2 separate regions of the Homo sapiens genome follow, and region 2 is linked to region 1. A link is a loop called in an ENCODE intact Hi-C map of the cell type or tissue named here. Cell type or tissue: IMR-90. All regions are shown on one strand.

Evidence for each region. Peaks named below come from ENCODE experiments on the same cell type or tissue, not always from the same donor. Only the 100,000 strongest peaks of a DNase experiment are listed, where the experiment ranks them.
Region 2: a loop joins it to region 1, with 6 times the contacts of the local background. A loop is called at or near these places in 9 of 110 quality-filtered maps.

The regions. Positions count from the first base shown.
Region 1 is chr5:7,884,106-7,892,105 of GRCh38, forward strand. MTRR (5-methyltetrahydrofolate-homocysteine methyltransferase reductase) reads left to right here. Exons shown (of 15, transcript NM_002454.3): 7 at 1,596-1,749; 8 at 2,510-2,598; 9 at 4,990-5,170; 10 at 7,267-7,309. Among named protein-coding and RNA genes, the nearest start is that of MTRR, 19 kb to the left of the region's middle. In IMR-90, a CTCF peak has its summit at 3,167 (motif pointing right); a DNase peak (open chromatin) is centred at 3,206; H3K27ac peaks cover 1,095 bases.
Region 2 is chr5:9,208,655-9,216,654 of GRCh38, forward strand. The region is part of intron 8 of SEMA5A (semaphorin 5A); the gene reads right to left. Among named protein-coding and RNA genes, the nearest start is that of MIR4636, 160 kb to the left of the region's middle. In IMR-90, no CTCF peak of the experiment used is centred here; no DNase peak of the experiment used is centred here.

The DNA.
Region 1 (8,000 bases):
GTGGGCTGTAATTGTGCCACTGCACTCCAGCCTGGGTGACAGAGTGAGACCCTGCCTCAATTTTTTTAAAAAAAGAAAAGAAATAGAACCCAGACAGGCAGGTTAGGGTTAATTCCTCAGAGCAGTGGTTTTGATTTCTTGAGAATCTGGAAAAAATTATGGACTCTCCCAAAAAATGATTACACTTGTCCCTTAGTATCTTCGAAGGATTTGTCCCAGGACCCCTTTCAGATACCCAAATCCTCAAAGCTCAAGTCCCTTATGTAAAATGTTACAGTATTTGTATATAATCTATGCACATCCTCCCCTACACTTTAAGTCATCTGTAGATTACTTACAGTATCTAACACCACGTAAGTAGTTGCTATACTGTATTTTTAAGTTTACATTATTTTTATTGTTATTTTTTATTGTTTTTTTCCGTCCCAAATATTTTCCATTCAGGTTTGGTTGATTCTGAGGGTGGAGAACCTGAGGATATGGAGGGCCAACTGTATATAGAAACATTTACGTACAGTTTTAGTCTGAGATGTGCCTCGATGCACCCCCTCCATGGGCCCCCTTCCTACCCTCCACACCCTGCTGGAATCCATTGACCTTAGGTTAAGAAACTGACTGATAATCCTAAAATAAGTGTTTGAGTACCTCTTCAAAGTCATTTAGCTCAACCGTTTATTTTATGAAAGTCTTGAGAGGTTAAGTGGGTTATTCTTTCAGAAAAGCAAGGGCACATTAAGGCTGTTGGTGTAGATTTAATCAAACTTCCTAACAGAAAAAAATACAATGTGTCAAAACTAGATGGTTTTGCATCCATAAATATTAATACTATGTACACCAAAATATTTTTTATTCTGGTATTTTACATTTTTGTCATAAAGAGGCAAGGGTTGGTCTGTGCTTAGTCCAGTCTCTCTCCCTTGCTGGCAAGAAATGTGAGCTTGTGTCATTGTGAGAGGCTCCTCCCCAGAGCCCTGGCCTGCATCTGTATCACTCTGGGGCTTAGAGGCAATGGGCCTAGTAATAGACTTGACTTGGGAAGTGGTGACTTTTTCAGCCCATGTTTGCTCACAACCAGTATCGAGCCAGATAGTGTAATGTTTTATACTTAAGGAAATAAAGTACCCTTTCCTGTCCCCTAAAGGAAAAGAGTAAAGTAAGGAGAAGAAAATTGAAAACCAATGCATTTGACCATAATTAGTTTCTTTTGGTCATAATGTATGTTTTCGTGTGTGTGTGCATGTATGTTTTTGTAAGAGGGATTTTTATATTTACATGGGTTATTGAAAACACCATAGGACCTTACTTTGTAGAGAACAAGGAAGGTCTGACTTCCATTCTTTAAGTATGATAAAAGGCAAAACACTGGGTAACTACCAGATTTCGTTTTAATAGTAACTGCTAATAATGAAAGTATGTTTATTTGGTTAGTTGGGCTTATTTTTTAAAACAATTGTGTGTTTTTTTTTTTGAAATTCTATTTTCTGAGTTCACATATTAAAATCATAATATTGAAAACTATATTTTTGTTACCCTACAGCTTAAACTATGTAACACGTATAATGTATTTTTTTTTTTTCATTTTGGCTCTTCTCTAGAATACAGACTTTTCCTATCAGCCTGGAGATGCCTTCAGCGTGATCTGCCCTAACAGTGATTCTGAGGTACAAAGCCTACTCCAAAGACTGCAGCTTGAAGATAAAAGAGAGCACTGCGTCCTTTTGAAAATAAAGGCAGACACAAAGAAGAAAGGTAACAGCCCTGATGCTGTGACGTTGGGGTGTTGTGGGCCAGTGGACTGGAGCTGATGGTGAGAGTGTGGCTCTAAGGTTCAGGGTCCTGTGTGTTGGCCGCACAGATGCCTGGGGCTCAGCTGCGCATCAAGGTCTGGGAACACAGGCATACGCTGGTATTGGTAGTTTCTTAACTTTCATGTTAATTGCACTGAATAAGAAGATAATGGATGTTCTAATTATTGGACATTTGTGGACATGAAAACTGAGTGTAAATGTAGTTTTTGAGAAGCATTGGCCTAGGTTATTTTTAAAAATTCTTTTCCTATTATGTTTACTTCTCATAGTATGTTTGTTTTTGCTCATTTATTATATAAAATAATTGCTTTTTCCATAATTAAGAGAAGTTATTTATTTTTCAAAATATAAATATATTATTTACTTAGAATCTTGAAGTAGTCCTAAATTGATTTTTTGAGAAGAATAATGCTAATGGAGTACTGCTGTCTTTTTAGCTTTCATTTCCTTAATTTTAAATAATTTTCCTTTCTTTTATTTGGCCTATCTTGAATTTATAGTCTTCTTATGTTTTTGTAAGGTGGAGTTTTTTACTGTATTCATTTTGGGGAATTTTTTTGGCTGAATAAACATTGCCACAAGTCATGTTGCACTTTGATGCGCTGTAAAGTACTACAGTAATTGTGTTTTGGGGAGTGTGTAAAACATTTTATTCTTCATCTTCTATGTCATGAACCCCTTTCCCGTCTTTACCTGAAAAGGAGCTACCTTACCCCAGCATATACCTGCGGGATGTTCTCTCCAGTTCATTTTTACCTGGTGTCTTGAAATCCGAGCAATTCCTAAAAAGGTATTTTTTTCTGTCTTCTTCAGGTAACTATTTTAAAATATGCTTAGCTTTATTTAGGATTGATTAAACAAATTTAGAATATGCCCTTTGCAGTCTTAAAAAATGTGATCTTGATAGCATGTTTTTAATATTAGTTCCCAAGGGTGTGTGCTATCATCGTAACTATCATCTATGAATCTTTTTATGTTGTATTTGCATTTAAATTTTTGTTTTCTATTGAAATGAGGGCTTAAATAGGGCTTTTTCTTAGTCTAAATAGGGCTTTTTCTTTGTCTTACTTTTACTAGTTATTAACTACGTAGCACATTCCACAGTGATGGAGGTGACTGCAGTTGACCTTGTGTTACCCAGCTACACATTGCTGCTCCTTCTTTAATTGGTGACAGAAAGCTAATGAGAGCGTAGGATTCCCCCCAACCACCACTTGCCACTTCCTACAGTTGTTAAGATCTACTTTGTGTAATACTACATAACTATTTATTGCTGTAACAGAAAGCTTCAGGAAAAATGGAAGGGTTTTGGTAGGTAATAATCAATTATTATGTGAACTTGGAGGTAGAATAATCCACTAGATGTCAGTATTGTACCAGGAACTGTTTTTTTAAAACTACTTGTAACTGATTTCTTCTAACCAGCTCCCGGAAGTGGCCATTAATGGATACAATTTTTCAAATGTGCCTTGCCACACTTGTATTGTCAGTGAGCATAAAGAGTGTTGTAATTAGGCCGCCATCTCCCCAGTGTGGTTTTCGTGTCGTTTTATTAATGTGTTTATTGCATTTCTAGTCTTGGGTGAGTAAAGTACTTTAGAGAGAGGCTCAGCTCTCTAAATAAATATATGTATATTTATATATATATAGATTTATATATATATATATTCCATCTTCCTTTCCTGGTAATCAGCTCGAGATGTAATTTGAGTATTTAGAATTAATTTACTGTAATGAAAGCTTACCGATTAAGTCACAATTTTGGTTCAGCTCTACCCTTTTAAAATTTGTGTAAAGTGTGTGTGTATGTCTGTATATGTGTATATATATGTGTGTGTATATATGTGTGTGTATGTATATATTTGTGTGTGTGTGTGTGCATATATATATATATATATATATATATATATATATATATGGGTTTTTTCAAAAATAGTATGCTCATTGGAAAAATTCTGGATACAGAAATAACCCAGGAAACCAAAGTATTTTATAATCAAACCCTCTGAGTTAACACTTGAATTTTGTTTTCCTGAGGAAAATATGGGTATCCATATTATATGTGCTGTTCCATAACTTGCCTTTTTAACTTAAATCAAGAATCTGTATATTTCAGGATGGAAAGAGTTTTAATGGATACTATGGATACACCATTATTTGTTGATGTAATTATGGGCAATTGAGTCATTTTTGCTTTTTCACTATTAAAAAAGGCAAACTTTCTTGTACTGTATTAATTTTTGAACACTTACTTGAAGTATATTTGTAAAACAAATTCCTTGGAGTAGAATTGCTGTTTTAAAAATATTTACATTTTAAATTGTAGTAATGTTTGTCAGGTTTGTCATCTTGTTCTCCAAAAACAGTGCAGTATTTCCTGTTGTAGTACCATAAAGTTTTTGTAGTTCTAAAGTGAAAAAAGTATGTTAAAGGAAAAATTGTCACTGTTTTAGCTTTTAATTTAGGAGATTGTATTGGCTTTAGAATTTACAAACTGTTATTGGTAGATGTTTTTATTATCTTGCCAAAGTCTTTGCAGAGATTTGGGGCGTCCATTCAGCAGTGTTTCCTGAGTCGTTGTTTTTGGTCAATGCTGAGTTTGGCACTTGGAGGAACACGTGTAATTTGTTAGTGTCCAGGTATTTTAGACAGAGATTCTTCAGCCAAACCTTTGGAAACCTGTGACTCCTTTGGGAACAGTGATTTTGTCCTCCCTGTTAAGGAAGTCCAGGACACAATCATCTTGAGCCATGGAATTTAAAGTAGCAGTACCCATTAGCATTTCACATAACATTTGATGCAGATAATTACTGAAGTGCTTTGTTCCTAAAGAGCCCTTGAGAAATAAGCTATGTCTGCCTGTAATTAATAACTTGTAATTGCATTGAAATAAAAAATTCTTACTAGCAAGTTTGATGTTTTGTTCAGGAATTTAGACTTTGAGAATTGAGATTCAGAATTTTATTAGTTTTATTTATTTATTTATATTGTGGAATTTTTCTAACAGGTCAACATTAAAGCAAATGGTAAATTAAATTCCCTCCTCCTGACAATAGCTCCTAGTGGCTTTCTCATTTTTTCTTGGGTAATTGGGTGCATCCCTAGGCAGACATTTAACTGAATATTCTAATAGCTCTACCCACAAATTGTGTCACAATTTAAGGCGGGCTCCTTTTTGTAGGCATTTTTGCGAGCCCTTGTGGACTATACCAGTGACAGTGCTGAAAAGCGCAGGCTACAGGAGCTGTGCAGTAAACAAGGGGCAGCCGATTATAGCCGCTTTGTACGAGATGCCTGTGCCTGCTTGTTGGATCTCCTCCTCGCTTTCCCTTCTTGCCAGCCACCACTCAGTCTCCTGCTCGGTGAGTAGTCGCTTTCACAAGCACCTTGGTGGCTGTTCGTGCACTGGTAGGCGGGCCACCTTTCTGTAGTAAAGAAAATTTGCTGCTCTTGTCTTACCCTTTGTATCCTATGCCTAAAGAATATATCTAAATGAATGGTGGTGATTGGTAAGTAAACATCTTATATCTTGTCTTCAGGGTGCTGTGACATCTGTGTGCCCTTCCAGAAGTCACAGAATTCCCCTTCCAGACTTTTGGTTTTCTTTTTTTTCCTTCCAGCAGTGTCACTATCATTTTCTCTCTTAATAGAGTCAGTTGTTACTCTCTTTTTGGCTCAGAATTGAGCATCTTTTCTAATTTAACTTTTTTCAGAAAGGTTGTTTAGCTAAATGTCTAAAAATGAGCTTCCTATAAAATTTTCTTTTTCAAAGCTAACGAACATCATATTTAATTGAAAGAGGCTGATGCAGTCTGTGCTGTGTGCAGAATGCAGAAATGCCCCCATCTGAGCAAGTCCAGATCGAGGGTCCTTCAAGAGCAAAAGGGGACTGTGTCGTACCAGTGCAAATCAACATACTCATGGTACTGCCAGGCAGAGAACCATCATCCCATTTCAGATGAAGAGTAACCCATTTTTTTGCCCAGAGTGACTCTTCTAGTCCTCATACTCCAACAGAAGAGACCTCAGCATTGTCCCTGAGCAGTCGATGTCCTAGGACCTCTCTGTGGCTCTCAGGAAGGGATTGAAAATGCTTGCTAGGGGTGAAGACTAAGCGCTTTATAGGACTTCAAAGCCTTTATTACTTTCTTGTGCTTGTAACTTTGTCATCTCCTTTCCCATAGTGGTAAGTAGTTATGCCTTTAACATTTGCATTTTTCTTTGGTGACACCAAAATGTATATTGTCCTTTTTACTCTTGGGCCAGCAAGATCCTTTTCGATGCCCAGTACAATTAAAGGCACCCTTCTTTGCAAGTCAGGGCCTGATTTCTCCTCCTTTTTCTTAGTGTTTTTTCCACTTAGGACCTCCCCAAAATGCTAAGACCGTGTTGCTGAATGAGGCTGCTCTTCTCACCATCCTGTCCTCAGGCTGGCCCTCTCACCCTCTTCAGTGAAGTCTTCGAGAACCATCAGCAGGAATAGGATGACAGAACACAGGGTGGGGAGTTCTAAGTAGTATTAGAAAGTTCTCTTATCGCATACTAATTTATTTCAATTCTTTTCGTAGATTTTTTGTTACCTTTTAGAATGTTAGAATGTTTGTAACAATACCACATTACGTAGTTATATAAAAAAATTAAAGTCATTGGGACTTATAAAAAATTATATTATTTTCTAATTAAGAACAATTAAAATATCTAAAGCTTGATATTAAGTTGAACACCCTACTAAACCTTATTTTGATGTTTAAAACTCTACGCCATTATACATAGACCTTTTCATATTTTCAATTAAGTAACTGCTAAAAATAAAACATACCAAAACATAAAACATTTCAAAGTTTATTAGTGGATAGTTCAATATTTAAATACAGATTATTTAACCTGCTTTTGAAAGAATACCTACGTATTTTGAAATCACTGATTTTTTTTGATAAATTTTTAAAAACCAAACACTTTAATTATTTTAAATGTAAGATGGAAAATATTTCAAGCCTAAGCATTTTCAGTAATTCTTGAAAGAGTAGCCTTTAATCTTTTTGGGATCATGACTTTATTTTAAATCTGAAAACTGGGCACCTCCCTGCAGAAAACTGCGCACCTCCCTGCAGAAAACTGCACATATACCTAGTAAGGGTTTGCTGAGCTCCTCACCTCTGAAGCCAACTTATGGACCCATTCCTAGAAGCCTTTGCTTTTAAAATTCGCCTTTGGGTAGAAATACTGATTTAAGAGTAAGAAAATGCATCTTATCTGGTTTTTAACTTTAGGAGTTGAAAGAAAAAATAGTAATATTTTACTTGAACACAAAGTTCAAGTGCTTAACTATGATTTAAAACTAGAACATGATTTGAGTATTCTAAATAAGACATGGAATTTTTTTTTTTTTTTTTTTTTTTAGGTAAGGTTATTTTCAGTAGTAGTGAATTAATAATTGCTTGTTTTTATTTTTTTCTAGAACATCTTCCTAAACTTCAACCCAGACCATATTCGTGTGCAAGGTACTACTATTTATTCACGTAATATATAGCATTGTTTCTCCAAAATCTTAGACTCAGGCTTCCAGATCATTAGAGTTTACTAATTTATTCAGTGAAAACTTACCTGCTTTATGGAAGACAGTACCAGGCATAATAAAGCAGAAGAAGAATCATAGAGCTCCTGTCCTCTGGGACTTCATAGAATTTAACATCTTGGGTGGCTTCCCATGGCCCAGTACTATGTTTCCCCACTTAGGAGTCTCAGGCTCCTCCACATGCTTCCTGTGTCCGTGTGCCCAGCCACCTTCACTGAGTGGCAGCCGGAGGCAGGGGAGACAGAAAAGTTCCACTATAAAACATTTGATGAGTCCGGGCGTGGTGACTCACTCCTGTAATCCCAGCACTTTGGGAGGCCGAGGCGGGCGGATCATGAGGTCAGGAGATCAAGACCATCCTGGCTAACACGGTGAAACCCCGTCTCTACTAAAAATACAAAAAATTAGCCGGGCGTGGTGGCAGGCGCCTGTAGTCCCAGCTACTTGGGAGGCTGAGGTGGGAGAATGGCGTGAACCCGGGAGGCGGAGCTTGCAGTGAGCCAAGATCGAGCCACTGCACTCCAGCCTGGGCGACAGTGATACCCTGTCTCAAAAAAATAAAAAAAAAGAATATTTGATGAGCACTGGCTTATAGGATTCTCCCTGTGGCCTTCATT
Region 2 (8,000 bases), 1.3 Mb after region 1:
TGGCAAGGAATGGAATGAAGCCACAGTCAGGATCAAAGAGATCAACAGGACGGGAGGTGGAAAGCCAGGCAAAGCCAGGAGCCCATAACAAGGAGTATGGATTTCAACTGCCATTGGAGAGACACCAAAGAGTTTTAAAGAAAAACTTATCACTCCGTTTCCTGGGTGTGTGGTGTGGGATGGGGTAGGAAGTTGGAGCCAAGTGCATCCTTGGTAACTATTTTCACAGCAATCAGGGCCTTGCATCCTCAGGTGTGTCACTCATTGAGCCCCTTGACAGAAAAAAGTTATTGCTAAGACCCTTGCAGTAGGAGTGGAAAGACAGTTCTAGCACATTTGATTCCTTCCTTCTTCCTGGGGAATATGACCCATTGAAAATACACTACTTTCATGAATTTGCTGATTCAAGTAGGAACCACTTTTACCAAGGGGAAATGGGCTGGCTTCCCCTAAATGAGAAGCACCACTTCTTCACACCGCCCTACAAGTCCAAAACTCACACCTACAATTCTCCATATCTTTAGGTCAATAGGAGTTTTATTAACTGGATATGTGTCTAAATGTTCTAGTTCAAAGTGACAGACTTTAGTGTCTACTCTGCTCTTATTCCATTCCAAGCACATAGCCCTCTCTTATAAAATTCTGCCAAATCACACACTCCTATTAGTTATATATCATTTCATGAATATTTCTGAAAATTGTCAAAACACAAAATTTCTATTCGCCATGTTCATTTTTCTCTGATGATATTTTAAATTTACAGGTTCACTTCTTTGAAGAATTAATCATTTAATCTGCCAGATCAAATTAATACAAGGTTTTTATTGGAATGTTAATTTAAATTTTAAAATCTGGTAAATATTTTAACTCCTAAAAAATATGTTAAAAGACTGAAAGAAAACCATGTAAGATTTTACTGAAAGAAGACATTGAGCTCCAACATTATTCAGTTGTTATCATACTTCTTCCCAATAAGCTACTGTAGAATAAGGAAACGTGCATGATGGCTCTGGCTTTGTCTCCTGAGTTGATCTGAGCTGGGGCAAAAAGAAGACCAAGACACAGGGAGCCGACTTCCCAATATGTGGCAGTGAGTGAACAAATGTCAGAGGCCCTTGACTGGGATAAATAAAAAGTTCAATAGAATAATATAGAGACAAATTTATAGAAACACATAAATCTGGGCATTTTAGAAACAAGATGACAACATGATTTATGCTCTAAACTGGGATGCTTTTAAGAAGGAAAGGAGGTAACATTAGTCATCAGGCAAGGACATCAAGAGGGATTCAAGACTGTCACTAGGAAACTGCTAGAATCTCTAGACAATGAACATTGAGCCATTTCCCAATTGTTTTAGCAGTTCTAGTACACGTCTGCATGATATCTTCACTACAGTGAGGCATCCCTTCTTGTAGTGGATTTATTCTTTATGAGGTTTCCTTGACTCATGTATATACAGTTCATGCAAGTATCCCCATAATGTGGTAGCAGGAGAAAGAAAGATTTACTCATCCCTTTTCTTTTGGAATGCACAAATTAAAATCTAAAGGTAGTAAAAGACCTTTGGCAAGTATATTGGCAAGTGTAGAAGCTTCCTCACATGACTGGAGAGGACCTGTGGCTCCCCAGCTTTTAAGCCCTCTGTGCTCGATGTACAGGATGGAGCAATACAGTGTTTTCAGAGCACCGTAAGAACTGACTCATGTCACTTAACCACACTTTTGTACCCATAAAGGTCTGCATTAAATTACCACACAGGCTTTTCTACTTTGGGTTTAACAGCCCCAGTTTATTGCACCATGTATGCAAGGCTACAACAGTCAAGAAAATGCTCTCAACCTTTTCCAGAGTCCACATACCCCTCTTCATGGCAGCTCATGCATGAAAATGTGGGCATCGGGAGAGAGAGATGGAGGCCATTTGTAACGCTGGTATTTCCTAAAGTGCCAACTAAACAAAGGGAAGGTCAGCAGCTTGTAAAGGAGGAAGGGTGCAAGCTCTGGAGTGGATCTGTTTTCAAGCGCTAGCTCAGGTATGCATCAGGTATGGCCTGTGTCAGGGGGCAAGTCCCTCTGAGCCCCATAGTGCTCATCTGTAGAAGAAGGATAATGCAATCTCCCTTAAGAGGTTGTAAGAAGGATGGCAGATGACATGGATTTGGAGTCTTCCATCTACCTAGCATATTGTAAATAGCTACTGCGACTCTTCCTTGCGGGTGGTGTAATAACTACAAGTAACAGATACTCCAATAAGTACATGGACAGGCAGGCGATATGCATGGAGGCCATTGATTTAAAATGATTCCTGACCCTCAAAGATAATAAGATTAGATTTACAGCACGATATCTGAACTGCAGCCATCCCACAAGGCATAGGCAACTGGCAATGGCTGCTGACAGGCTTGATCAGGCCTGAATATTAGAAAAGGGCATCTCATTGTGCTGTGTCACATGTCACACAACTTTGCTCAACACACTTTCCATCCATGTCATCTCATCTTCACCCTAGCAAGTTTAAACTTGAATAAGATATCAGCCTTGGACTTGTAATGCTGAAAAGAACTTATTGTTCACAAGGTCATTCTTTTTAAGCATCTCCCCAGGTGCTTATTTGGAAAAAAAAAATAGGCTGCTGACTATGCAGTCTTGATTCTATTCTGGCTTTACAGAGCTTCTTTTTCTTGACAAATACTTGCATTTTGGTACCCACATATACTTCATTCCCAATCCTCATTTGTCTTTGTTTTGCTTGTTCTCTGACCTCTGCTTCCATTTCTGAATTTCCAGCTGTAGCGAATCTTGTCAGTCGAGAGAGCACCTCTTGCAGACCAGTCACACCTCCAGGTACTGTGCTGTGCATACCCTTCCAAACAGGCTCTCACTGTCCCCAGGTTGGAGCCCAACAAAGTCACGCCACCCTAGCTGTGCTCAGGCTGTTCAGAGTCAGCACCTGGTCCCAAGGAGAAGCACTGAGCTCCCCAAAGCACCTCTCTTCAGGACAAGCAGAAAGAATTTCTCCTTGACTTAAGCACGGAGGAGATTTTCATCCTCCAAGTAAATTATCATTAATCATTAGAAGGTTCATAGTTGCATTTTAAAGACCTCAAGGGTCTACTTAATGCTTGAGTAACATCATCAATGTATTTCAAACAAACAGAATTTAACATTGTTACCAGAAGAGTTTTCTCAACTAGAATTATAATAGCTCATAAAAAATGATACAGTTGAAAAGACAATGCTTGTGGATTTCAAGTGAGTTCACCTCCATATGAAATCCTGGCCAAAATCTCAGAGACTGCAGGACACTGTGGAGTTCCCTGGGAGAACTCAGTGGGATAAGTACACATTTCCACCAGAGAAGGAAAGCCAGCTGGTCTCTGAGTGTTAATAAGGCTACGTGGATTAGATGTTCATGCTGAGTTATTAAGCCTCATTTAGGAGTTAGTTTTTCCAAGTTCCTACTCAAGTTTTTCCTCTGTGTGCAAGCACATAATTCCTTCAAAACTCACAAACTCAATTTGCACAATATTAATTTGGAAATGTATTTTCACCTTTTCATGGGTTTATTGTTCCCCAACTTGATTGCCAGTTTCTTGAAGGCAAGTTTTATTGCTTTTCTATTTTAAGCATCAACCATTAAACATTTATTATCCTGCCTTACAGTAATCATTTCAAAGTTATTAACGATTAATATTTTAATGCATTAAAGCTGTTAAGGTATTTCTCTAAACACATAAGTTTGTTTTAAGAGCGACTTTGGCACAGGAGAAAATATGACTTTGAAATATATTCATTACCAAACACATAACTTAATGTTCCAGATTCATCCAGAATGTCATCCAATTGATTGTACTGCCTTTGAGAAATGACAATAAATAATGGCTGGAAATGGGGGGCTAAGTGAGATGAGGGCTCAAAGGGAAGATGTTATAAATTTTTGGACCAGGTTCAATTTCAAATATGCATATCTGTGTTTTTGTTGCTGTTTAATTCTGATATATAATTAATAGAACATTCTCCCATGTTTAACATTATTCACATTTCTGCTATTTGTGAAGTGTGCTAATGTCTTACTCATTCAACAAATATGGATTAATCCTCATCTATGTTTCAGACACTGAGTAAGATGCTGAGCACATAAAGCAGGCTTCCACAGAGCCCCTGCCCTTAAGGAATTCATAAAATAGTGGGGAAAACAAAGAAGTCAACTATCTACCCATTGTCTTCATCTATTCCAGCTGCTGTAACAAAAAATACCATAAACTCGGCAGCTTATAAACAACCAACATTTCTTTCTCACAGTCTGGAGGCTGGGAAGTCTATGATCCAGGCACCAGTAGATGTGGTGTCTGGCAAGGGTTTGCTTTCTGGTTCCTAGCCGGCACCTTCTCACTGTGTCCTCACAAGGTGGGAGGAATGAGGGAGCTCTCCGGGGTCTTGTTTACTCGGGCACGAATCCCATTCATGAGGGACTCCACCTTTATGACCTAATCAGCTCTCAAATGCCTCACCTCGTAATACCATTACATTGAAGGTTCAATTTTAACCTACGACTTTTGGGAGGACATAAATGTTCAGACCATAGCACCATTTAACTCATTAATTAGAAAAAATGTCCGTTGAGTGCTTACTTTAATGCCAGCACTGCTGTAAGCATGTGGGACCCAGGAGTGAGAAAAAGACGTTAAGTCCTGGTCATTGGGAACTTTCATTGTAGTGGTGGGAGGAAATAACATTAATAGCTGAGGCTAAAACTGAACATGGTAAGAAGAGTCAAAAGGGCTAGATAGGAGGGAGCTGTGATCTGAAATAAGGTGGTGAGGCTTGGGTTCCATTAAGAAGATGGCATTTGAGCAAAGACTCAAAAAAGATGGGACAGTTGGCCAGATGGGTTGTCTGGGGGAAGAGCTTTCCAGGCAGAACAGCGCCCAGCAAACTCTAGCCCATGGGCCAAATCCTACCTGCTGCCCATTTTGTGAATAAAGTTTTATTAGCACCCAGTCACACTCATGCATCCATAGACTGTGGAGATTTTCATACTATGATGGAAAGATTGAAAAAATGCAACAGTGGCCATGTGGACTGCAAAGCCTAAAATATTTATTCACTGGCCCTTTATAGAAAAGTTTGCTGAGCTCTGAAAGGCAAGGAAGAACCAGAGGCACTGTGTGGCATTTCAGAGGCTAAAGCCAAGGGAGCACATAGATGAGGACAGGAAGGGAACAGGAGGGCCATGGCAGCACTCTGGCTTTCTCTGCAAGTAAAATGGGGGCTCTCGTAAGGTTGGGGCAAGAGACTGACCAAGAGCTCCAGTAGTATGGGGGAAAGTGCAACTTGAACAGTGTGAGAAAGGGATGGAACAGACCCACCAGAGACTGGGGAAAATGGAAATTTAAACTAAACTAACTAGGAGCCAGAATTAGCCAGGAGGCAAAATCAAGCAAAGTGAGGACAAAATAATCACAAACTGCAAAGCAACATGGTGAGGAAGGCAGAATGCGCCCCCGAAACTGCACATTGCTCCTTAAAGGACACCAAGCATGCATGCGGGAAAAATAGCAGGAGCCAGGGCTGTAAAAACAGGCAGAGCCAGATCATAGCGGCCAGGCAAGAAGAAACAGGCAGAACCCACAAAGGCTTCCAGAGCTCGGGCCAGGCCTGCTGGCCCTCTCCAATCCAGCTTGTGCTGACAGCTGACAGCACCTCCCACCATCTAGAGCCCCTGCAGAGGTGCAGAGGATCAGGGGGAAGGGAGTGTGTATTCATCAGTATATAACCAATAATGCTGTTGGTGTCATAAGAAATTGCACCTGGAACTGCAGTATAAAATCCAAGAGACTTAGCTTGCTAAAGGCAGGTTTTTAGAACCATACCAGATATTTATGATGGGTTTCTGCAAGATGTGGTGGGAAGGTTAGAATTCTGGTAGGTCCTTACTCAGGGATCTCTGTATCCCGGCCAGATGTCACCATGGAAAAGCCAGTATCATCATTTGCCTGAAGATTAGTTCTGAAACTCTGGGTCCTGGGGTTGCAAAAGGCCACAGCATGTCATGCTCTGCCCACACATTCTGATGATGCATGCTTTGTGCCTCTGTGCTCCTCTTAGGCTAGACTATGAGAGCACTCATTTCTGCCATCCTTCCCTGTAGTCTTTTGAGATAGTAATTCAGATATAGAATAAGCAACACAAGATCGAGCTCACTGCTAACTCAAGCATCAGCAATGCTCAAGAGTTTTAGCATTGTTCAACTCAATAATGAATCTTGACTTGCTGGATCTTGCATTCTTGAGACTTGCGGAGGAGAGAAGCGCCCCTTCCCCAGAGACATAGGGGCAGGGAGCGATGCACAGTGGACAAAGCAGCAGTTCAAGTGAATGCATTGTCCATAGCAGTACTGTAGAGAGAGGAAGGAAGAAACATGTAAAACAGCCCTCTGCCCTGGGCAAAGCAGACAGGAGATCACCATCCCTACCTCAGGACTCATGACTCTCACAGGAAACAAGAAGACAACGCCATCTGCTAACAATGGAGATGATATGGCTGATATAGGAAGCCTGAGAAGTAAACAGATTTACCAGCAGTAGAAGAAAGAGCATTAAGATTGTCAGCAGAAAGTAAGGCGTTGTGACTTCAGATCTCAACAGTTGAGTATTTCTTCCTTTGGACAGTGTTATAGTTTAACTGTACCCATCCCCCAACCAAAAAAATATGTTGAAGTCCCAACCCCCAATTTTCATGAATGTGACCTTATCTGGAAACAGGGTCTCTGCAGATATAATCAAGTTAAGATATTCCAACATGACTGGTATCCTTATAAGGAAAGGCTAATTTAGAGAGAGGCACAGGAAGATGGCCATGTGAAGATGGAGACAGACATAGGATTGAAGCTATCATAAGCCAAGGAGTGCCTGGGGCTACTAGAGCTAGAGGAGGTAACCATGGTTTCTCCCCTCAAGGACTTGGAGAGTGCATGGCCATGCCGGCACCTTGATTTTGGACCTTCAGCCTTCAGCATTTTAAGACAATACATTTCTGGTAGTTTCTGATGGTTATTTTTATTTCTGTGGGTTCAGCGGTAACATTTTCTTCTTCATTTCTAATTGTGTTTATTTGGATCTTCTTTCTTTTCTTCTTTATTAGTCTAGCTAGTGGCCTATCTTATTTTTTTTTTCAGAAAACCAACTCCAGGATTCACTAATCTTTTGAATGAGTTTTTATGTCTTGATTTCCTTCAGTTCAGCTCTGATTTTGATTGTTTGTTGTCTAGATGAGCACTGTGGGGCTCAGAGAGATTTGCCCTTTAAACACAGGCTATATATGATGCATACCTGAGCTAGGACTTTGGGGTTGATTAGGTCCTGTTTCTTCTAGCTTTGGGGTTGATTTGTTCCTGTTTCTCTAATTCTTTCCATTGTGATGGTAACCTATTAATTTGAGGTCTTCCTAACTTTTTGATGTGAACATTTAGTGCTATGCCTCTTCACACTCCCTTAGCTGTGTCCCAGAAATTCTGGTATGTTGTATCTTTGTTCTCATTAGTTTCAACGCACTTCTCGATTTCTGCCTTAATTTCATTGTTTACACAAAAGTCACCCAGGAGCATGTTGTTCGATTTCCATGTAGTTACATGGTTTTTTGAGTGATTTTCTTAGTCTTGACTTCTATGTCTATTGCACTGTGACATGAAAGTGTGCTTGGTATGGTTTTGGTTCTTTTGCAGCTTCTGAGGATTGTTTTATGTCTAATTATGTGGTCAATTTTAAAGTATGTACCATGTGACAATGAGAAGAATATATGTCCTGTAGTTTTTTGGTGGAGAGTTCTGTAAATGTATATCAGATTCATTTGGTTCAATGTTGAATTCAGGTCCTGAATATCTTTGTTAATTTTGTGCCTCAATGATCTGTCTAATACTGTCAGTAGAGTGTTAAAGTCTCACATTATTATTGTGTGTGAGTCCAAGACTAATTGAAGGTCTCTAAAAACTTATGAATC